Regions from separate parts of the Homo sapiens genome. Here regions 2 and 3 are each linked to region 1. The links are chromatin loops, found by intact Hi-C in ENCODE. Cell type or tissue: heart right ventricle. All regions are shown on one strand. Region 1 has its middle 22 kb from the start of BCL2A1. Region 2 has its middle 51 kb from the start of MINAR1. Region 3 has its middle 25 kb from the start of TRC-GCA5-1.

Region 1 (8,000 bases):
GGGTTCAAGCAATTTTCCTGTCTCAGCCTCCTGAGTAGCTGGGATTATAGGTGCCCACCACCACACCCAGCTATTTTTTGCATTTTTAGTAGAGATGGGGTTTCACCATGTTGGCCAAGCTGGCCTCGAACTCTTGACTTCAAGTGATCTGCCCACCTTGGCCTCCCAAAGTGCTGGGATTACAGGCATGAGCCACCGTGCCCAGCCCAGTCTTTTTTTTATTACTGAGTAGTATTCTGTTTACATATGTACTATAGTTTGTTTATTCAGTATTCCATTGGAGGACTGCTGAGCTGCATTGTAACCAAAATGAAAATCCTGGGTCCGGGTGCAGTGGCTTACGCCTGTAATCCCAGCACTGTGGGAAGCTGAGGCGGGCAGATCACCTGAGGTCAGGAGTTCCAGACCAGCCTGGCCAACATGGTGAAACCCCGTCTCTACTAAAAATACAAAAATTAGCCAGGTGTGGTGGCGGGCACCTGTGATCCCAGCTACTTGAGAGGCTGAGGCAGGAGAATTGCTTGAACCCAGGAGGCAGAGGTTGCAGTGAGCCAAGATTGCGCCACTGTACTCCAGTCTGGGCAACAAGAGCGAAACTCCGTCTCGAAAAAAAAAAAAAAAAAAAATCCACAGTGATGCCAATGCTGATGCTGGAGCCCCAGGGCCCACACTTTGGGTTCCCAGGGACTCCTATGGTCAGACTGTAGGAAGATCAGTCTTGGGGTGTTGAGAGATGGGAGTGGATTTGGGAGAGCCTGGAACAGAGAGGAGGAATCATGGAAACTGACGAGTGACATGGGGCAGGGGCCGGGACAAAGATTTTCACAGCAGGACTAAATGGAAAAGGGTCAGATGAAGAGCAATTTCTTTTGGATGCAGTTATCATTGTAATAATTATTAGTATTCAAAATAACAAGTATCTTATAAATCTTAATATGAAAGTGTATACTTTTGTTGGGGATGATGCATCCACATTACCACACCAGGCTAATTTTTGTATTTTTAGTAGAGATGGGGTTTCACCGGGTTGGCCTGGCTGGTCTCAAACTCCTGACCTCAGGTGATCCACCCGCCTCGGCCTCCCAAAGTGCTAGGATTACAGGCGTGACCCACCACACCCGGCTGGGGATGCATCTCTTAATGAGACAGATAGGACTTAAAAAATTATGTTATCTATTTGTTTATATATCCATGAGTGACTATTTCTTTTTGCTAGGGGTCAGCATCACTTTTTCTTTTTTCTGTTTTTGTTTATTTTTTTTATGACCATAAGCACTGAGAAATTTTTTTAAAACAAAATAAGTAGATAGGAAGGAAAGATTTGTTATATAAATGTCATTCAATTAGAAATCTCCTCCCAAAATCACATAATAATCTATCATCAGAATTGCTTTTAACAGTGTATCAGCTGATATTTGATTGGTTCCTAGTGATGCTGTCACTGTCTACACTAAAACTTTGAGCTGTCCCTTTGCTCTGGCACCCTAGATTTTCATACCCTGGGGAAAAATGCACCACAGTGGCAGACTAGGATTGTGGAATAGGAAGTAGGAAAGAAAACCCACAGCACAATCCTTCAAATATTGGTTCATTGGCAAGCAATCTGGCTTAGAAAAGAGAACACACGAAATTGAAGATTCTCTTAAAGTTCCATTCCTGGATACCCTTTGGAAAATCTTCGGTACTCTCAGAAGTATATATTCCATATGTGCCTGTTTTTCATTCCTACCACTTTGGGCCACCTTCTTGATCTTGTACAGGCTCCTTTTCTAGAAGCTTGAAAACAACATCCAAGGTCCCCCAGGTACTATCCTATGCTTTTTCTTCTCGTCCCACACGACCCGCTTTTCATGGGTGATTTCAATTTCTTCGAAGACTTCAGAGCTATAAATATGTGAATGACTCCCAGTCTCTGGCTGAAACATCTCTCCAAAGCTCCAGACCCACTGAACTGCCTCCTTTGTTCCTTCAATACCAACTCCACATGTCCTAAGCGGATCTTATCCTCTCCATCAAACCTGCCCTCAGGAGTGTATCCTTTACTTACTCAACTCCTCCAGTTTCCTCATTCCCAAGTCATCGGTCACTGTGGTTTTGCTTCCTTAATGCCTCTCAGATCTGTCTTTTTGTCTCCACCCTGATGATCTTGACCTTAATTTGGGTCTCAAGTATGTCTTCTCTAGTTACAAAGGGGATTACCAAATTACGAAAGCATCTGAACCAGGTTCCTGGTTTCTGGTCCTCTCCCTTCCAGACTCTCCTCTGTTACTAGATTATTCTTTCTAAAATGCAGATCTAGGCCAGGTACAGTGGCTCACACCTGTAATCCCCAGCACTTTGGGAGGCCGAGGCGGGTGGATCACCTGAGGTCAGGAGTTCGAGAACAGACTGGCCATCATGGCGAAACCCCCCTCTGTACTAAAAATACAAAAAATATTAGCCAGGCATGGTGGCAGGCGCCTGTAATCCCAGCTACTCGGGAGGCTGAGGTAGGACAATGGCTTGAACCCAAGAGGCAGAGGTTGCAGTGAGCCCAGATCATGCCGCTGCACTCCAGCCTGGGCAACAAGAGCGAAACTCCATCTCAATAATAATAATAATAATAATAATAATAATAATAATAATAATAAAATAAAATTCAGATCTAACTGAGTCAGTGACTTGCTCCAAGCCCCATAGCCTGCAGGAGAAGGTCTATTCTTCTTAACATCACTTGAAGATCCTTTATGACCTGGCCCCTGGCCACCTGTGGCCTTTCCTCCACTGGTTGTTAACTGGACTTTGCTGAAATTGAAACACTTGCAGTTCTGCCCCAGCTTCTGTTCACTTTTCTATCCCATCCTTCAGCCTGGATCATCTATCTTTAACCTCTTCTCAGTCTGACAGACTCCTACACATGCCAAAGCTTCAGCTCCATGGTAATCTCATCCGGGAGGCTTTCCAATTCACTCTGTGTTCCTCTCTATCAGAGCACTTGGCACATGCAGTTATGATTTTCATGCATTTGGCTGTTCCCTCACTAGACTGTGAGCAACTCAAGGGCCACATCTTCCCTCTCAAATCTCCAGTGTCTTAGCAAAGGTCTGTCACAGACAAGGAACTCCTTGTATTATGAAGGACGTTTGTTGCAAACACAGCAGAACAGCAACTCTGATTTGCAGGTGTTTTCCCATACAGAGTTGCCAGAGGTCTCTGGTTTTCTCAATTCAGGCTAAGCCTTTGGTAATGGTGCCTGCAGCACTTTGCAGTTTGATATTAAGTAGAGAGAGAGGAAGGGGCTCAGGACTACAAAGGTTCCTCCGCTGCAGTTCCATTTGAGAACACGAGATGGCGCCCTGCGGCGGCCTGTTGAGATAGTCTTGGGACATTTTCCTACGTGATAGTCTGCCAAGCCCAGCAACGGCAGAAGCCCCAATAACCCAGAGTTAGAGATGAGATTGATACCCAATTGTTTGTTATGCTGAATAGAGCTATCAAGTGGTTGCATTTATCATTCATTATATGTGAATTTAAGAAAAACAAAAAAAAACTTCTTTTTTTTTTTTGAGACGGAGTCTCGCTTTATCGCCCAGGCTGGAGTGCAGTGGCGCGATCTCGGTTTACTGCAAGCTCCGCCTCCTGGGTTCACGCCATTCTCCTGCCTCAGCCTCCTGAGTAGCTGGGACTACAGGCGCCCGCCACCGCACCCGGCTAATTTTTTGTGTTTTAGTAGAGACGGGGTTTCACCATGTAGGATGGTCTCGATCTCCTGACCTCGTGATCCGCCCGCCTCGGCCTCCCAAAATGCTGGGATTACAAGCGTGAGCCACCGCGCCCAGGCAAAAAAAACTTTTCTTTAAAGACAACTTTGTCTTTAAAGACAAAGTTCCACTCCGTCACCCAGGCTGGGGTGCAGTGGTGTGATTATAGCTCACCGCAATCTCGACCTCCTGGCCTTACATGATCCTCCTGCTTTGGCCTCCCAAAATGTTGGGATTACAGGCGTTAGCCACCATGCCTAGCAGAAAAATTTACAAGTAGCATTTAATCTATGTATTTTGGAGTCAGATGGCCCTGGGTTTTAATCCTGGCTCTGCTACTTACTAGCTGTGTGACCTGTCAAGTTCTGGGTCTTGGGTTCCTCCTCCGTGAAACAGTTAATAAGTCCTTTTACAAACTTTAAATGAGATGAGGTTTGTAGAATTCTCAGTGCGATCCTGGCACATGCTAGATGTTCAGTAAATATTCATTTTTTTTCCCTTTTAAAAATCCTTACGGCTGGGTGCGGTGGTTCATGACTGTAATCCCAGCACTTTGGGAGGCCGAGGCGGGTGGATCACGAGGTCAGAAGTTAGAGACCAGCCTGGACGATATGGTGAAACCCTGTCTCTACTGAAGACAAAAAATACAAAAAATTAGCTGGGCATGGTGGTGCGCACCAGTAGTCCCAACTACTCAGGAGGCTGAGAATCGCTTGAACCTGGGAGGCAGAGGTTGCAGTGAGCCGAGATCATGCCACTGCACTCCAGCCTGGGCAACAGAGTGAGACTTTGTCTAAAAAAAAAAAAAAAAGAAAAATTCTTACGTCACCTTACCATAATCCTTTTACACTCATTGCTTTCTATTTTATTTTATGATAGCTTTTTCTGTTTATGTCTTATTGCTACTTAGTCTAGTCTGGGGAACTCTTTGAGGGCAGGACTTGTCTGATTTTTCTTCATCTTCAGCACCCAGCTCAGTGCTAGGTACATAGCAGGAGTTCAATAAATAATCAATGAAAACATAATGAATGCATCCAGTTTATATGGGTACATTCCCCCTACTTCCCCACCCAATGTCCTCTTACTGGACCACAGAAAAACCTGAGCTATTCAGATAAAGATTCTTCGGCATTTTTTGCTTAAAACACACAACAGGGAAAATCTGATAAAACCTGAACAGTTACTTTTGCCATCATTGACTCCAGAGGCTTGTCTGCCTGCATGTGCCAACTGAAGAGTGGTTTTTTTGTTTTGCTTTGTTTCGTTTTGTTTTGTTTTGTTTTTTGAGACGTAGTCTCACTCTGTCCCCCAGGCTGGAGTGCAGTGGCACGATCTCGGCTCACTGCAACCTCCGCCTCCCGGGTTCAAGTGATTCTCCTGCCTCAGCCTCCCCAGCAGCTAGGATTACAGGCACATGCCACCACGCCCAGCTAATTTTTTGTATTTTTAGTAGAGACAAGGTTTCACCATGTTGACCAGACTGGTCTTGAACTCCTGACCTCAAGTGATCCACCCGCCTCGGCCACCCAAAGTGCTGGGATTACAGGCGTGAGCCACCACGCCCGGCCTGCAGAGTGGTTTGAACAGCAACTTTCCAGGCCTGGTGTGGCGACTCACCCCTGTAAACTCAGCACTTTGGGAGGCCGAGGCAGGCAGATCACCTAAGTTCAGGAGTTTGAGACCAGCCTGGCCAACATGGCGAAAACCTGTCCCTACTAAAAATACAAAAATTAGCCGGGCATCCATGGCACACATCTGTAAATCCCAGCTACTCAGGCGGCTGAGGCATGAGAATCACTTGAACCTAGGAGGCAGAGGTTGCAGTGAGCCGAGATCGTGCCACTGCACTCCAGCCTGGGTGACAGAACGAGACTCCGTCTCCGGAAAAAAAAAAAAAAAAAAGGCAACTTTCCAGGGCAGACTTGCCTGGCTGTGGAGAAAAGTGCAGCCCCTCAGGGCAGACACATGATGCCCTGTTATGGGCAGGAGCCAGCAGCTGGGACTGGCCACTTGGGCTTGGCTGGCAGAGAGGGAACCAAGACAGAAAGGACAGGTGGGCTGGGATTGCCCTCCCTTGGTTTGGACTTAGTCTGAGTCTGTCGTCCTGACAGCGCCTGTGTCATTGTGGGAAGTAGTTCCGGCATCTCCACTGAGAGGGTGTACCTAGGCCTGGAATGATCGCTACCTTTCCTTAGGATGGCCAGCCCATCTAGGTGGGACCACGGGAGTCACCCACCTTGCCTCAGGTTAAGAGAAGACCTCCTGAGCAGGGGCCCTGCACTATGAACAGTTCACCAGTGAGGGGCAATTGAGACATGAGGAGATGCTTTGTGCACAGGCCATGGGGTCTCCAAACCACTGCACTGAGCCCTACCGCTTCCCCCATGCGTTCAAAATGCTACCAAACACAAGGCATGTAATGAACCAGGGAGAAACCACCTCTGACCATTAATTCCTCTGTACCTGGACTAAGATCCACAATGAAGACTCAGCTGTAGGCATAGAGGCTTTGCCCTGGAGGCCTCCTTAATGTCCCCAGCTTGGCCAAGAATTTAAATCCTCTCCTGTCTCTTGTCTAGGACTTTTTACTTTGTACGTACGACAGGTCAAATGATTTGAGAAATGGGAAGTGGGAATAGAAGATTCTGGAAACCCCCCCAAACTGTCCTGATGCTGGAGTGGTGCGGCTGTTCAAACTGTCTGTTGTGGAAGATGGAGATGGGGATACCAAAGATGACAAAGGAAGGGAGTTTCCTGTGGAAGGTACCTTTTATTAAACGGGATGGATGCCTCCCAAGGGTACCAGAAAACAAAGGCTGTAAAGACACTCAAATTCAATGGAACTTCTATTTTATAAAAACTTTTTTTATCAGGGAAAATTTTTAAGTTACACAAAATGGTGAAAGTAGCATAATGAACCCCCACCTGCTTCTCACTCAGCTTCACAAATTTCCAACATTTCACCCATTCTTCCTTCATCTGTCCCCAACTTTTTTTTTGCTAGAGTAGAAGCAACTCTCTTCCCTTATTTTAGGAGACTGCTAAGCCCTTGTAAAGATCTAAGATAAGTATCAAAGATAGAATTTACAGGGCTGGGAGGAACTTGGAAATGTTCTAGTCCAACTTAGGTTACAGGTAGGAAAACTGAAACCCAGAGAGGAAGATGCACACTGGAAGGCTGAGGCTGAGCCTGGGCTAGAGACCAAGCCTAGACCTCCCAGTGGCTGACTCGTCCAGCTTCAGGCAATGAGAAGCCACTGAAGGTTGCAGCAAAATCTATTATGAAGGAGAGAGAGTGTTGCAAGAACACTTGAGACAGTTTCCTGTTCAAAAGTCACGGAGCATCATGAGGAGCTCACATGGACACAGAGCTTAGGAGTTTGCAAAACACCTTCGTTTTGATTAGAACGTTTTATCCTCACGACATCTATGAATGGTACATGTTATCTTTGTAAACCCAATAGGAAATTCAGGAAGCAAAGGGATTTAAGCCAGTGGCTGATCCAGGACTAGCACCAAGGTCTCAGAATGTGTTTTCCAGCCCAGCGTCCTTCTCTTGGTTTGGCTGTGTCCCTGATGAAAGGTGGAGTGCTCCAGAGCTGGGCTGCCTGCTTCTGGGATCCAGTAGCTTTGAGACCCCAAGCATCTCTTGCAGTTTTACCCCAAAGAGGAAAAACCACAAAGACAGTGGTTTTGTGAAGGGTGGAAATCCGGTCTCTTTGGTAAGATCCAGGCATTGGGATGCCATTGTGACTTTGGACTCAAGGTTCCCTACCAAGCAGGAATATCTTCCCTGATGTAGCTGAAGGTGATGCAGAGCTGGGGGAGGGAGGGTCAGAGTATTCCAGAAGCCTTTGGGCATGAAGGGCTACATGCTTGATGGGGAGTGAATCTTTCCTTCACTGCCTGGCCGAGCAGCATCTGAGTGGCAGGGGTGGCCAGTTCTTTAGCACTAAGTCCCAGACACATAACTTTCAAAGGGTCTTGGAACATCAGTACAGTCAGCAAGGGGGAGGCTGCTACTTTCCATTCTGCCCTTAGGCAAGAACTGGGGAGTATAGGAGCGCTATGAGGGCTTACTGTGGGCCAAAGTCCTGTACTAGGTCCTTTAATGGCATTTTTTAAGAAAAATGACTTTCAAAACCTACTATTGCTACTATTCATCCCAGTTTACAGATGAAGCCACTGAGGCTCAGAGAGGTTAGGAAACTTCTCCAGTACCACAGAGTTACAGTGACCAAGCTGGGTCAGAGTCCAGTT
Region 2 (8,000 bases), 610 kb after region 1:
AAGGTGCTGTATTCACTCACGCCTTTCATTCCTCTCCGTGAATGCCACGGACTGCAGCTGCTTCTAATTGGCCATCTTCGCCCCTCTGCTGTTCATTTCTTATACAGATGAGGTCTCACTATGTTACCCAGGTTGGTCTCAAACTCCTGGGCTCGAGCGATTCTCCCACCTCGGCCACCCAAAGTGCTGGGATTACAAGCATGAGCCACCACACCCAGACTGGGTTTTTAAAAATATGTTTTATAAGGTAAAGGTCAAATTTTATTTGATTTTTCTATATGGCTACCCAATTATCTGCTATTATATCCTACCTTCTTCCTACAATCTCATCACCTACTTGAGTATACACATGGTAGACAAGAGGGGAACTTTTTGAGTTTGATTTCTCTTTGTCCCACCAGCTATACTGCCAGGGAATCACAGCATAGTCTGTGCCTCTTGGCATCGCATATGAAGCCCTTCCCTATCTAGCCCTTGCACCATTTCCAGCCTCATGTCTGACCAATAGACTCCCCCAGCTGCATAAGGCCCCTCATCATTCCCAGATGTGCCACACTCTTTCCTATTCCGACAATGATGTATATATCTTTGCCTTTACTTGTGGCATTTACACGTCTACTCATTTTTCAAGATCCTACTCAAATATTACCTCTTCCAAGAAAACTATACGAATATCCCACACTACTATTTATTTCTACCCTGTTCAGAATCCCTCCTATCCTTCAAGTCCTTTGTTTAGTATTAATCACTGCCTCGAGAGAGTTCTGGAGGTTTTGGACTGTTGAAGGAAAGGGAAGATGTACCTTATTGGGTACCTGTGACCTTGCCAATGTTTGAGAAGAAGCTTTTAGAACCTCTGAGCCAGCTCAGGTCACACCACCATCTCCATAGGAACACTGAATTTCCTCCCACAGTTTTGCTTGATGGAACATCCAGGAGCTCTTTGATGATGGGAGGTAGGTTTCTCCGATCTCTTCTCTGGGCTGAATCATGCCCCAGAAATAGGGCCATGAATTATTGGGGTCTTAGAGCTTATGCAGTAAAGGATTAACCCAAAGAAAGTTTTGGCTCTTTACCCCCAGTTTCTGGAAGGTAACATTTAAGCCCTTGGAATGTCCTGGCTTTCAAAAGTGTCTTTATAAACCTAGGACCTTGGGCCATGCCAGATAGTCTGTACTAACCATAAGATTTATGGTGAGGTCCTTGGACAACACAACATCAGCTTTATCTCTGGAGGGGCTAGAGATCAAAGTCAGTCGTATGGTGGCTAGCCATATCTATGTGACTGATTCCTCAATAAAATCTCTGGACACTGAGACTCAAGTGAACTTCCCTAGTTGGCAATACCCTAGGCATATTGTCACACATCGTTGCGGGGAGAGATAAGTGCAGTCTGTATGACTTCACTGGGGAGCGACAAGTGGGAAGCTCCATTCCTGGTCTCTCCTAGACTTTACCTTTTGTACCTTTTCTTATTGTTGATTTTCAAATGTATTCTTCTGCTCTAACAAACTGTAACCATGGGTAAATTGGCTTGCTGAGTTCTGTGACTTCATCTAGTGAAACTCTGAACCTGAGGATGGTGTGAGGGACCTTCCAAACTTTCAGAGCTTCTACTCAATACATTTCTTTTCTCCATCTAAGGGCACAAAGGATCAAATAGATATAATCTTCAACAGCCTTAAGACATTTTCCAAAACAAGATAGCAAAGGCAGCCACATTGGAAATCGGGTAGCTGGATGGTCCCTGAAGATCAATGACTATACTGATTACCACGTAAGCAATAACTGGTGCAGGTGAGAGTGGACAAGGCAGGAAGTGAAGTGCACCATGGCAGTAAAGCTGTGGGTACCTGGCGATCTACAGGCAAAGAGCCATGTCCCGTGGAGCATGCACAGGAGGTAAACAAGCAGTTGGAACAGGTAGATCCCAGATGGTGATCACACTGGAACCCTTAGTGGTGGCGTTGGTGTTGGTGAAGCACTGGGACCCTTGGAAAAGAAATAAATCGTGTTTATGCCCTTGTAATTGACTTTGTCAATGGGAATAAAGACTATATTGTGTTGGTAAGAACAATAGTATGAGATACCCATGAAAGATAATATAAAAGAAGCTTCCCTGCACCTATATCTGAAAACACTACTTCACAAGTAGATGATCTGATTGAAATTCAGGATGAGGAGTGGCAGGAAGGATAGGTGGCTGAAAAAGCCATTAGCCATACTGGTAGAAGTTCAGAGTGAAGTGGAGGACATAGAGAAAGGGATTAAGGTTTCCAGCCAGGAGTTTAGAGGGTAGAGGTAGTGAACTTCTGAGCCAAAGGAGCTGAGCACCCAGAAGAATTGTGAAGGGCAGACACAGCTTCTGGTAGCCTGGGGAAGGCCAGAGGGCCACTGTGGGATAGGTGCTGCCAGTGCAGGCCAGGCATCACTGGAAGAATGACCTCTCCCTTTGCAACAGAACTTTAGCTATGCATTCTGGCATTGGGCTCATGTGGGTATCAGCAAGTAGCAGCTCCAAGCAGGTACTACTGTCAGCCAAGAGAAGGTAGGGCTAGTCACAACTATTTTGTTTTTCAGTGAGGCAGAACACAGAGCAGAGTCTGGGGGTCCAGCCAGCTTATAGCCTCCCTAGAAAGTTCCTTCCAGGAATAATGCCTGCTAAGCTGTTCATTCCAGTTCAGTTCCTCAGTAAAGAGTCAAAACTCAACAGTACCATGAACCCATGACCTGCGCATGGCTTGCATTGTGGCCTTGATGTCTATCTCTTCCTAGGACAGGCCTGCCATTCATGTTGCTGAGGACTGCCGAGAGGATGGGGTGATCTTCATGTCCATAGCTGCAGAGCACAAAACCCAGAAGGGCAGAGACTTCTTCCTGCAAAGTCCAGAAAAATCTAAGCCCTGTTGAATAATGAAGCTCCGCTCAAGCAGCTACTTTGTACACAATGCACATGATTTTACTAATGGGGAAACTGGGGCCCCAAAAGCTTAAATTGCTTCTTCATTAGTGATAGAGCTGGTCACCTCTAGGCTGTGATGCAATATTTTTAAGTCCATATGGATACTTCTGACAGCATTAAGACCCCAGTGAGCTCTGGAAGGAAGAAGGAAGGTGCTTTGAGGACAGGAAGGGCAGCTCTGACATTGTTAAGTCAACAGTCTGAGTTGACTTTGCAATCACAGGACACACAGCCTTTTAAACCAGTGAAAGAATCAGGCAAATGCAACTGTTTATCACCCCAGGGGAGAGCAGGTAGCTCTAATAAGACCAAGCCAGGTGAGAGTGGCTCCAATATGATTTGTCTTCTTTTGTCCCTGTTCTGATGAGATACCAGGTTAAACCTGCCCTCTCAGCCTGGGCACCACTGGGCAGGGGAACAAACCTCTGTGACATTTAGCACTTGTTCTAGACAAAAGTTGCCCAAAAGTGCTAATGGTTCAGAGGAACAATTAGGAGTTTGACTACAGATCACCTGCTACCTCCTTACCGCTCCAGAGGACCTTTTAACCTTCATCCTGTTTTGCTAAGTGTGCATCTCTCAAGCTGTTCATGCTGAAGTGAGCAGAAAATGAGACTAAGAGACATTCACCTTAGCTTCTGTCTGTTGTGGGTTTGTCTCCTTTGGTTCATGGGGTCTGTGTGCACTCTGCCTTGGCTCAGGTTCATTTGTTCAAGGCTGTTAAGGTTACAGACTTAACTGGGTTTCTTTCCTGCCTTAGAGCCCACCAACAACTAGAGGATGCTGCCACCTGGTGGTAGCAATCGCCTTGCATGGGACTCTATACCAGTGAGCATCAAATTGCACTAAAAAGCTAAGATTTTGCAAGAATACCCCTTGCACAGAGACTTGGAAGGGAATCAATTTCCAGGTGCCTCGACTGTCATTCTTAAAATCTGCCTGAAAACAGATTGGAATGATCAGATACAGTCTCCTTGCCCATCTTCTCTTTAAAATGGCATTTTTGGACAAAAAAGAAAGACACATCCTTATCCATCCTGAATCTTACTATTGTGCATTGCCCTGAGCTGTAAAAAAACTGCAGGATGTCAAAGGGACAATTTAAAATACTGTCTTCAAGGACAACTCCATTAGTGATTAATCAAAGCATCATAGGCTTGTCTAGGATTTGTCTGTGTCTGCAGGTCTGGGAGATATTTCTGTGAGGCTAAGTGAGACATCGGAGCCTATGTTGGCCTGTGCTAGAGTGTTCTGAATTTGGATATATTGTAGAGTACCGCAGTGAAGGGTTTCACCTCTTCCATCCCCCAAATATTGCCAAGTAGAGCAGCACTCTTGAGGGAGAGTCCTCTGAAAACATAAAAATGAGCCCCAGAAAATATACCCTCTCTCTCTCTATATATATATATATATATAAAACTATATATATGTAACTACATATATACAACTATATATATAACTACATATATATAACTATATATAACTATATATATAACTATATATAACTATAACTATATATAACTATATATAACCATATATAACATATATAACTATATATAACTATATATATAACTATATATAACTATATATATATTTGAGACTCTCTTTATATATATATGTGTATAACTCTCTCTATATATATATAGTTGAGACAGAGTCTCGCTCTGTCGCCCAGGCTGGAGTACAATGGCACAATCTAGGCTCACTGCAATCTCCACCTCCAGGTTCAAGCGATTCTCCTGCCTCAGCCTCCCGAGTAGCTGGGATTACAGGTGTGTGTCACCACGCCCAGCTAATTTTTGTATTTTTAGTACAGACAGGTTTTCACCATGTTGGTCAGGCTGGTCTCGAACTCCTGACCTCGTGATCCGGCCCCTCCCTCAATATTTAAGTGATTGCTTTTAGACATATATATACCAAGGACCTGCACATCTTAGTGATGCTGATACTTTTAAGCATGATAAGAATGTTTTCTGAGCTACCAGAATTCTCCAGTGTACACTGACTCATTCCTGCAGATAAAAACCTTTTGTGATCTTTCAGATTTGGTGTGTTTCATTCAATAATATAGTTAAAACCTATCACATAACACATCATATTATGAAATATTTATTCCAATTATTCTGCCATTACCTTATTTCAGCTTATAAAATGTTTAATATTTTTCTCTCTTTTTAAGAAAAAACAAAATTATATGCTAGCTGTCAGACTGATTCATTTATACACTTTCATTAAATACATAAGGAAAGTTTGATCAGTATATCTAATGTGATTAATAATTTCTGACTTTATACATGGTTCTTATTTGTTAATTATTTCAAAAAGCTAGCCACCACTGTTTAATACACAAATACATACACATTTTTCAAATAAATGCCTCATATACCTAGCTTCTTAAAGAACAAATTTTAGCCACACTTTACATCGCAGTAATATTAGAGTAATTATTAGATATATATCACTTCATTATTGATTGCTCGTAGTAATATATCTTACAAGATGTGCTTTTAAGTTATTCCTTAATTGTTCTTTGGAAAATACTATTTTTTGAAACACATATTGAAAAATAAAGTCAATCCTTTCTAGTTTTATTAAATAAAGAAAGTAAACCTAATGTGACTGAATACTTTGCCAACAAGAAATTGGCTTTGCTCATTAGGTTATATAGAAGATATTTTCCATCAACTGAATAAGCTAAATCTGCAGTTCTAAGATTTCAATAATGATAAAAATTATTTACAAAGCAGGCAAGACAATTAAGACATTTGATAATATTGGACTGACAAAGGCATACTGAAAGTAAAATTTTAATTTTCCCCACTCTTATTGATTAAATATGGTGCCTGTGAGTAAAGGGGCAACAGTATAATTAATAGTCACTTAATACATGTTGGTAAAGTTTTTTGGTTATATGTTCCAGGAATATAAATAAGAAATCACTTTATGAATGGGAAACATCATTTGAAAATAAGGTGTTTTCCAACTATTTGATTTCAACAACATTGCAGAAAGACCTAATTACGTCATCAACTGATAATGATAGATAAGTATATCACTTTTGCCATATTACTTAGAATTCCAAGAATTGAGTCACAATTCTAAAACATAATTTCTATTCCCACCTCCATATTTCTGAGAACAAGGTTTCTCAGTATTTGTATCTATAAAAATGAAAAAATAGAATAGATACTAAATCATATTACATTTTGGCCATAAGTAAAATTAATCAATGGAATATGATAATGTTTTTGCAAGCATTCATCTCATTAAAAGAATGTATTTACAACAACCTTCCCCTTTTATGTTGTAGTTGGCTGCCTGCCCACCTGTGAGCTCCCATGCCTCATCCTATAGTAGAAAGTCCTCCCTAGAAAGCAGCTGCTCACCCAGTGACCTTAGGCATGTCATATGGTCATGTGACTACTTCTCACCCATAGAAAGGAAGCAGTCACAGTGGGTGGAACTTCCAGGCCAAGGCTCTTAAGAAGGTCTTCCCTATACAATCCTCTTCCTTCTCCAGCTGGATTCTGCTAAGATGACAAGGCGCTCAAGGATGGAGAAGCCATAAAATCAAAAGAGGCTTGAGTCTCCGAATCACTGGACAGAGAGCCACATACCAACTAGAACATCCACCTAAGACTGGAAAATGGGCCAGAGATAAACTTCCATTGTGTTAGGCCACTGGAATTGGGGATTTGTTTAAACAGCCATCCCTACCGTAAATAACACAATACTCAATAATGACTTATCAATATTTATAATACATCTCTGTTGCTTTTAATAAATATATGCTAGTAATGAATTGTATTAATAATTCAATCCGGAAGAATTTTTAACACTTAGAGCCTTATGGTCATAGGAAATTGTTTAGATGTTTAATTTCAATTTCCATTCGTAATTTTGATACAGGGAATTTTGATGGCATGACCAATAAATATTAAAATGTATTATAGCATAAGCTAAAATTATGTATTGGAAGGGATGTGGCAAAATAAATTCAAGCAAATAAAAGGATGATATAAAACTTTTTAACATTATAGAACAGTTTGTTCAGCCGGGCGCGGTGGCTCACGCCTGTAATCCCAGCACTTTGGGAGGCCAAGGCGGGCGGATCATGAGGTCAGGAGATCGAGACCATCCTGGCTAACACGGTGAAACCCCGTCTCTACTAAAAGTACAAAAAATTGGCCCGGCGCGGTGGCGGGCGCCTGTAGTCCCAGCTACTCGGGAGGCTGAGGCAGGCGAATGGGTGAACCCGGGAGGCGGAGCTTGCAGCGAGCCGAGATTGCGCCACTGCAGTCTGGCCTGGGCGAAAGAGCGAGACTCCGTCTCAAAAAAAAAAAAAAAAAAAAAGAACGGTTTGTTCATATGCAATTTTTAAAGATGATCGTTTGCCTTAAGTTGCTACCAGAGTCCTTCACTACTTCTTTAAAAATATTTAAGACTAAAAATCTATGCACTATGGTAGATATTTTAAAAAGTTATTAAAGCATGAATTGGCAAGTGACAGATCTGTATCTGAAGTTAGAGACATCTTTATAATCATTCACTACATGTGCATTTATTGAATACTCTCCATACTTCAGACACTGTATTAGAGACTGTAAAAGTACAAAAATAAGACACACCTACACTCAAAACTCCCTCCCCACACCTGCACTTGAAAATCCCTCCCCACATTCTCTCTCTCTCTCTCTCTCACACACACACACACACACACACACACATGCACACACTCTCCACTTAGGGTTTGCTATTTTGAATACCTAGGATGACATATCCACCTCACCCTAGAAAGTAGGCCCACTGTAGAAAAGAAAATAGGCCCACGTGAGCAAGAAAATGGCTCAACCTAAAATTGCAAATAAAAGAGTGATCTTGTTCATTTAGATATTCTGTACTTTTTTATGACACCTGTAATACCTGTAATCTCTGCTCCCTGGTATCCCTCTAGTTCTTCCCAAAGTGGCAATGCCAACAGCTAATTCCAGGTTTTCTCAGCTTCATGAAGACCTACCAGTAAGTAGTCACAGTCTTG
Region 3 (8,000 bases), 220 kb after region 1:
GATGACCAGCATGGACGGGCCAGCATCCTGGCACAACTGAAACAAAGAAGGCTTTTTCTTTCCTTTCAGAATTTTTCTCTTTGCCCAAGAGGCCACTAAATCTCTACTGGATTGTTTTCCGACAATAGCAATGTGGGTTTGGGTGACACTGGGCACTGCATCCTGAAAAATGAATGTCCCCTGGGACAACTGCTTTGGTATCTAAGGATGTTGGTGGCTAAGGCTGGTACTCTGATAACTTTCTGTAGCCTATGGACACTTAGAGTCTAAAATATTGAGCCTGAAAGAGTTTGAACCACTCCAGGGAAAGAGCCCAGACTGTGAGCTGCTGACAGAGGCTTCTCTCTACTCAGGCTGTAACCTTAATGGCTGGGATTGACAGATTGAATTGAAGGATCAGCGAGCAAAAGAAGCCATGAGAATTTACATGAACTTTAAGTTACGAGGGAAGGGAACTTATGTTTTTGGACTTGAACTTTTCTTGGGAAATTAGACATGAGAGGAGGTCTACCTTAGAGCACTATGTATATGATTGGCATTGTAATTCTTGGAGAAATTCTGTGTTGTCATTTGTATTTGTTACTTACTCTCTGAGCGGGCTATCTAGATAATGTGGGTATGCATAATTTAAAATTAGAGATAGAATAGTGACTGCCGTTCTGGCCTAAAGTTCCGTATGGCCTTTAGCTAATATGCTGTTTAGATCCATCCCGAGTTCTGGAATGGCTGCAAAAACTGAACTGCCTTCACTCCCGAAGGAGAGGTTGCTATTGGCAGAGGAGACACACAGAAAGGAGGAGCAGGCCTGTCTTGATGAAAGTCTGGTCTCCCTCTTCTGTCCCATTTCTCAGGGGACACCAATGCTCCTGGTTGACCATGTGCTTCATTGTGAAGGCCATAGAACAGTCACCTTGAGTAAGGTAAACCATTGTTCCCTACCAGCCTGGCTCCTGGGAACTTCCAGAGTTATGGAAGGGTTGAGGAGAAGGCACTGCTCTTCTTGTCCCCAGTGCCATTGGCACGGCTCACCTGATGATGAGGTTAGAATAGGGCATTGCCCCTGCAGAGCCTAATTTCCCCTCTCATTGGCCCTCTTTTTCTGGGCATTTTTCATGGCATTTTCTGGGAATTTTTCATGCATTCTTGTGTGTGGCAAGCCTAGCTTCTTGGTGAGGAGAGACACAGGTGTCCAGCTGTTCTCTGTGTAACTAGGAGTTACAGCTATTCTCTCTGTAACTAGGATTTCCCTCACGGGGAAGGAGAAGGAAGACTATTTTATCCTTGGAGCTAACTAGCAGCCATCAGACTGACACATTGATCACCATCTGAATTCTGTGGCATCTCTCAATTGGTTAAAGCCCTAGAAAGAAGAGGAATGCTTTATTAGCACTCTACATTCCAGCACTTTATTCTATTCTCTTTCCAGTGGCCACGGGTGTCCCACAGAGCAATGCTAGAATCCCATGACCGCAGACATGGTGTGGATTCATCCCCACCCCCTTCTTTGCATAGATTGTTCCTCTGCTGAGGGCCAAGAGCTTTGAGGACAGGGAAAGCCTATCTTGTTGATGGGGCATCCTCAGCAGCTGGCTCAGTACCTGGTGCACTGTCAGCCCTCAATGGCTATTTGTGGAGTCCAGTTGTTCCTTAAAATTGCCAGAGAGGGAAATGCACTTAATCTTCCCTGGAAACACATTGCAAGGCACTGAAATTCTTCCAACTGCCCAACCTGAAATTCTAATGATTACACTATTTTTTTTTCACATTCTGCTAACTCTTAAAAGAGTTTTTTGAGAACTCATTGGTTAATTAGAGAAAGAACTTCCCAGATGCAAAAATAGAGCAGGCTCCCTCGCTGTCCAATATGGCAGCCTCAGGAGCTGCGTGCAGTTACTCCTGATGGAGATGTGCTGCGAATAGAAAATGCACACACACTGGGGTTTGAAGACTTAGTAAAGAATGTAAAAGACTTAATAGTTTTTTCTATTGATTACATGTTGAAATGATAATATATTGGATATACTGATTTAAATAAAATATATATTATTTGTGCTTATTTCACTTGGTTCTTTTTTTATCTTTTAAAAATGTGCCTACTGAAAAATTTAGAATGACATGTGCAGCTTGCATTTGTGGCTTGCATTGTATTTCCACTGGCCAGAGCTGCTCTAAGTTCTGCTGATCTTAATTCTCATCCTGAACCAGGAAGGAAGCCAGGAAGGCAGGGGCTTACTGTGTATCTTTAAGGAAGTCCTTGCTTTTTTCGGCCTCTGTTTTCACTCCTGTGAAGTGGATCCCATACCCCATAAGGTCAGTTCCAAATTTCTGTTTCATGACTTACATAGAAGAAGGGCCAATTTCCCCCGAGGCTCTACCAGAGAGGTGTTCAAATATTTAGTGTCTGGTATAGCATGGCTACCTACTAATCTTGGTAGTTCTTGGCCATCAACAACAGGATGGCTGTGATAGAGTGTCCTGAGTGAACATGTGCTGCAAAGCCACCAACCAGTAGGAAAATCTCATAAACAATAGATGCAAAATTGGCTTAAATAGATTAACGAAATGGGAAGGAGCATGAATGTTCATTTTGCTGCCGATTTAGACATTTTGTTTTTTTGACCTTCGTGACTGAACTGCATCTTGACAACAATTAGAGGATGAATCAAGACCTCGTGTTCAGGCAAACAGCCAGAAGAGGTGCTTAATACAACACAGGAGAGAGATGCTGCATTTGAAACGATGACCCCCCCGTGCCCTAATCACTGTTCCTACAAATTTAAATGTGATACTCCATCCTGGTTATGGAAACAGCAATCTAAATGGCTCGATTTTTCTTCATCAGACTTTGCTTAACACAGACTCATTGAAGTGGAAATCTAGTTTGTACAGAATTATTTACAGTTTGTTGGATTTTTTAAAAGGACCTGTTTATAAGAAGACACATAATGGGCTCCACTGAGCTGGCCTCTGGAATCAGAATCTCATTTCATAAACCCTCTGCTAATGTGTTCTGATCTCTTTACCTCATTCCTCTCATCGGTCCTGCCTGTTGGCCTAATTTCTGAGGTTATGTCCTCACAATGGGCATTCTTTTATTTTTTTCAGCCCGGCATCTGATGTGTACGTCCTACTATAGAAGCCAAAATGGTCAGACATTTGCCATCCCATGTCTGGGTTGCTGGGATGCAGTCATGTGAGCTGGGATGCAGTCATGTGATCCAGGCTTGTCCAAGCAGATGCTCCTACCTGAGACAGTAAAGCTGGAGTTAGCGATGGTGAGAAGCAAGGGACAGAGAATTCATTCCTCTAGCAATGACCTCTACAGTCTCAGGATAGAAGTGATATTCATGGTCTCCAGTGGGCAGCAGGCAGGTGCCAGAAGTAGTGAGTGACCTGCGTGTGGCAGTGATGTTTCAGCTAGACTAAATCAGGCCTATCTTTCCCTATCCCCTCTCAGCATCCACGTCTCCCCCTTATCTTCCTCTACTTTTTAAAAAGGCTGCATTTGCCATTTTCTAATATATCATGTTACTTACTTTCTAAAATGTTTATTGCTTATGGTTTTCCCCACTGGAATGCAAGCTTCATGGGGGTGGGCGCTTTGTCTGTTTTGTTTGCTGACGTATCCCAAGGGCCTGGCACATGGTAGGCACTCCATCCATCGTTGTTAGATTAAATATTTGTTGGAAGGATGAATGAAGTTTTCCTGTGGTGTGATTTTGGTGATCTGGCCCCCTCTGTTCCCTCCTCTTTTTTTCTGAATCTTATTCTACGGCATCCCCGTGGATCTTATGAGTCATCCAATACCATTTCCAATGCATCCCTTTTTTCTCCCCTTAAGTGAACCAGGATCAGTTTCAGTTATTTGCAAGCAAGATCTGAGACTGGAATGGGGTCAAATCCTTTACATTGTGAACATCCATGGGGCATTTTGCCACCAGGGGTTATTTGGCAATTTTTATTTTTTGTTGTCATAACTGGGAGGTGCTACTGCCATCTAATGGGTAGAGGCCAGGGATGCATCTTACCGTGCCCAGCACAGCCCCTGTACAGAAGAATTATCTAGTCCAAAGTGTCAACAGTGCCAAGGTTGAGAAACTCTGTTTCACCTCCTAGGAATGTCCCCGGTGGAATCAGGCGGCCCTGAGGGATGGAGGTGCTGGCTCCAGGGCCTGGGGACCTGGCATTGGATCCTGGCTCTGTCTCTGATTAGTTGTGCAATGAGCGATGAGTCCCTTGTTCCTGCTGACTTATGCTTTCCTGATCTGTTCAATGAGTATGATAATGCCTACTTTTGAGAGGAGTTTAGAGGCTTATAAGAGAAGATACATATGACAGTGGCTCATAGACGCTGATGGGACACGCTAGGTAGGTGCCAGCCCTACCTTCCACTCTGAGTGTCACTATTCTAAAGTGGAGTGTTTCTGGGAATTTTGAACTTCAAGTTAAATCTACAATGCAGTGTTCCTTGGAGTGAAGAGAAAGGGCAATGGGAGCTGTCCTGTTCTGCAGATGGAGCCCAGGGAACGGGACAGCAGGCAAAGAAGGGTCCGGCCAGGAGCTGGGCCTGGCTGTGGTAGCAGAACACCAGCTGCCGCATAAGCTGTCACCTTAAGGGGCTACATTTGCAAGGCCAGCTCTCTCCTGCAGCTGCTTTATTGCTCTTTGTATATCAAGACCCCACCCATGTGGTTTCAAGGTCAAGCTCACTACAGGTGGAGACAGAAGAATCTGAGAACAAGTAGAGTCTTCCTTGCCCAATTATGATTTTTATTCCTATGAAAGTGAAATTTATTAATTTAACTAATATTTCTGAGGGCCTGATTTGGGTCATGGATGATGTTATGAGATGGAGAAACAGAGAATACTTATCAAAGAGCTCAGATTCTCAAAGGGAAGAATTACTGTTCAATAATCATTAAAATAACTTGGGATAAATGGCAACAGATTTATACATAATGTGCCTTGAGGATAAAGGAGCAAGAAACTGTGCCAATGGGGTCTGGGGAACGATTCACAGAGGAGATGACACTGGGACTGAATCTTGTGTGACGAGAAATCATGGGGGGGATTTTCTACTCTGAGAGAATAGCATGTGCAAAGGCCTGGAGGTGGAATAAGCAAGCCCCATGTGGGAGAGCCCCCAGGAATCTCTGTAAGGTTAGAGCAGAGCGCTTGGAAGAAAGAGGTCAGAGATGAGCTCTAAAGCAGTTGTTCTCAGCCTTGGCTGCACACTAAAATCCCTGGGGCTTTTCAAAAGCTATCTTCCTCTAGACCACCCTCACCCCCACCTGCTCAGAAATGGTTTTCCAGGTGACTCCAATGTGCAGCCTAGGTTGGGAGCCCCTGCTCAGAAACAAAGGTTCCACATCAGGAAGGAAGGCAGCAAAGTGTAGTAGTGGGATCAGCTGGGCCTTGGAAACCGGGGTTCAGGTTTTAAGTTTAGATTTAGAATCGGGTTCAAATCCCACATCTATGCTTATAGCTATGTGCTGTAGGTAACTACTTAATCTTCCTGTGACTGATTTACTTTAATTAAAAACTTGGAATAATAAGACTTACCTCTCAAGAGGGTTATAACTTCAAATAAAATAACCCATGTAAAGTGGTTGGCACACTGTAGACTTACAGCAAATGTTAGCTCCTCGCCCCCTTCCCTTACAGTAGTTCCTATTAAGGAATTTAAGCATTGTCCTCTTAGTGATGGGGAGCTGCTCAAAGATAATCAGATGGCATTATTGAATGTGGTTTCTGTCTCTGAAATGCAGAAGATATACCAGAGAGGGGGAAGCTTGTGTGAAAGAATATTGATAAACGTGGCTTTCTGTGTTGTCTAGAATTGCTGTCAATGCCTTAAAGTTGAGGAAAATAAATACTAAATACTAAATATTCCATATTGAGAGAGGTGCCAGAGCCATCTCCCTGTGTCACGGAGAGTACCTTTCTGAAAAGCTTATGCCCCGCTGCCTCTAACCTCCCCAAGAACCAGCACTTGAGTGCCTGCTACATGGAGGGCATGGATGGTCAGTCGGTGTAACTAAGAGAACACTTGGGAGAGGAGACAGGATAATAAGAAGTTTAAGTTTTCAATGCAACTGGACTTAAAAAGAAAATTACCTAAAAGTGACCAGAAAGCTATGTAGGTTTTGCCCTAAGTGTCATCAAGGTGTTGATAAGAGAAACAGACAAGGCAGAGTTGAAGACTCTGAAAAAAAATTCACGTTTGTGTCCCACTGAGTTCAGACCATCAACAAACCAGTTTTATATCTTCAATCTTTAATAATAACAGCAAAATGTTTTATATAACTTTGCAAATAAGATTTAAAGAAATATATGTATTTCACAGAGATTTTGAAATTTATTTTTACAGAGTTGAACACAGCATACTCTTATAATTTACATATGGAGAGTCCATATTTGGGGCTTCTGGCTTCTGCCTGGGATGTGGAGAGCAGGGAGGAAAATCGTTTTCATTTTTACAGCTAAGACAGTATTAGAAACCTACAAATACACAGCTTTTCTTGAATTCATCAGAGAGCTGAGGCTGCCGGACAACTGACTGAAATAAAATCCAGGGAAAGGCACCATCACCAAGGAGAGATGGGTCATGAGCATTTCCTTACCCAGGGTAGATGGCAGTGGATGCTGGTAAGAAGAATTCAGCTAAAACCTTAACGAAATGTTAAAGGCAGAGTGTGGGCTAGTGAGAGAATATATAGTATCTGGGACCACAGACACAAAGGGAATTCCCACCCACCTAAGACTCTTCTCCAAGGATTTCAACAGGTGCTCAGAAAAAAGATTAGGGGCAGGGTGAGAGTCCTAAGAAAGTGTCCATGCTGGTGCAGGACTGGGGGAGTAGAACAGTGTCTTCTCTCTGGGACAAAAGTCCCAAGTCCTGTTGGGACAGGGAAAAATACTTTGCCTATAGGGCACTGGTGAAAACTCATTGCAGCAGGTGGAAGGAAATAGAAAAAACCCTCTGCCCCTAAGAGATGGGTAAGAATATGTGACCAGTCCAGACCTACAAATGGGGGCAGGGAAGGACCACTGAAAATACTCCACCCTTAAGATTTGTGGATACTATGCCTGTCCATGTCTGAGGCTTAATTAAGAATACTAAAAATGCTGCCCCCCATTTTTCACTCACCTCTTCATGCTAATAAATGTCAAGTAACAGTGGTATATTCTGGGAGAGGGACAACAGCATGGGAAGAAATCTCAGAAATTCAGTGCAAAGGGAAGCCCCAAAGTTGTGAGTAGAGCATATGTTAAGAAACCCTCTCTGGCATACCAGCCACTACTCTGAACAAAAAGCAACACTGGAGAATTTTGAAGACTATAGAACACTGAGATTAACCATAACAGCAACAAATTCCAAAACTTGTTTAACTTCCAACTAAGTTGATTCAAACGTCACCTAAAAGTCCTGGCAGGAGGAAAGGCATTTCCAGGCATAATACTTATTTAATACATTCTCTAATATCCTATCAACTTTCAACATGTATTTATGAAGCATACAAAGAAGCAAGAAAAAACCAACACACTGTGAAGAGACAAAGAAATAAACCATAGCAGACTCAGATATGACAGAAGTTGGAACTGTCACACAGGAAATTAAAAACAACAATGATTAATATGTTAAAAATGATAATGGAAAAGGTGGGCAACATGCATGAACCAGATGGTTGATTTTATTAGATGGAAACTATGAAATAATTGGATGAAAATGCTAGGACTGAGAAACATAATAACACAGAAGAATACTTTCTATGGGCTCATTAGTAGACACAACACAGCCAAGGAAATGATCAGTGAACCCGAAGATAAGTTAATCAAAATTAGCTAAATGAAATTTAAAAAGGAAAAAGGTTTTTAAAAAAAGCAACAACCCGCAACAAACCCAGAATAGAGCATTCAAAATCTGTGCCACAATGCCAGTGGTGTAGTACAGCTGGCTTTCACTAGCTTATGAGAGACAGTTATGCACATATATTTCC

Evidence for each region. Peaks named below come from ENCODE experiments on the same cell type or tissue, not always from the same donor. Only the 100,000 strongest peaks of a DNase experiment are listed, where the experiment ranks them.
Region 2: it touches region 1 in a loop (18-fold over the local background); 53 of 110 quality-filtered maps call a loop at or near these places.
Region 3: it touches region 1 in a loop (4-fold over the local background); 16 of 110 quality-filtered maps call a loop at or near these places.

The regions. Positions count from the first base shown.
Region 1 is chr15:79,988,901-79,996,900 of GRCh38, reverse strand. No RefSeq gene overlaps it. Among named protein-coding and RNA genes, the nearest start is that of BCL2A1, 22 kb to the right of the region's middle. In heart right ventricle, CTCF peaks have their summits at 3,098 and 3,320 (motif pointing right); DNase peaks (open chromatin) are centred at 3,000 and 3,320; H3K27ac peaks cover 327 bases; H3K27me3 peaks cover 22 bases.
Region 2 is chr15:79,376,960-79,384,959 of GRCh38, reverse strand. It overlaps a transcript of TMED3 not described here. Among named protein-coding and RNA genes, the nearest start is that of MINAR1, 51 kb to the left of the region's middle. RefSeq lists an enhancer at 3,484-3,693 and a silencer at 3,784-3,833. In heart right ventricle, a CTCF peak has its summit at 3,746 (motif pointing left); a DNase peak (open chromatin) is centred at 3,729.
Region 3 is chr15:79,765,336-79,773,335 of GRCh38, reverse strand. No RefSeq gene overlaps it. Among named protein-coding and RNA genes, the nearest start is that of TRC-GCA5-1, 25 kb to the right of the region's middle. In heart right ventricle, a CTCF peak has its summit at 3,993 (motif pointing left); no DNase peak of the experiment used is centred here.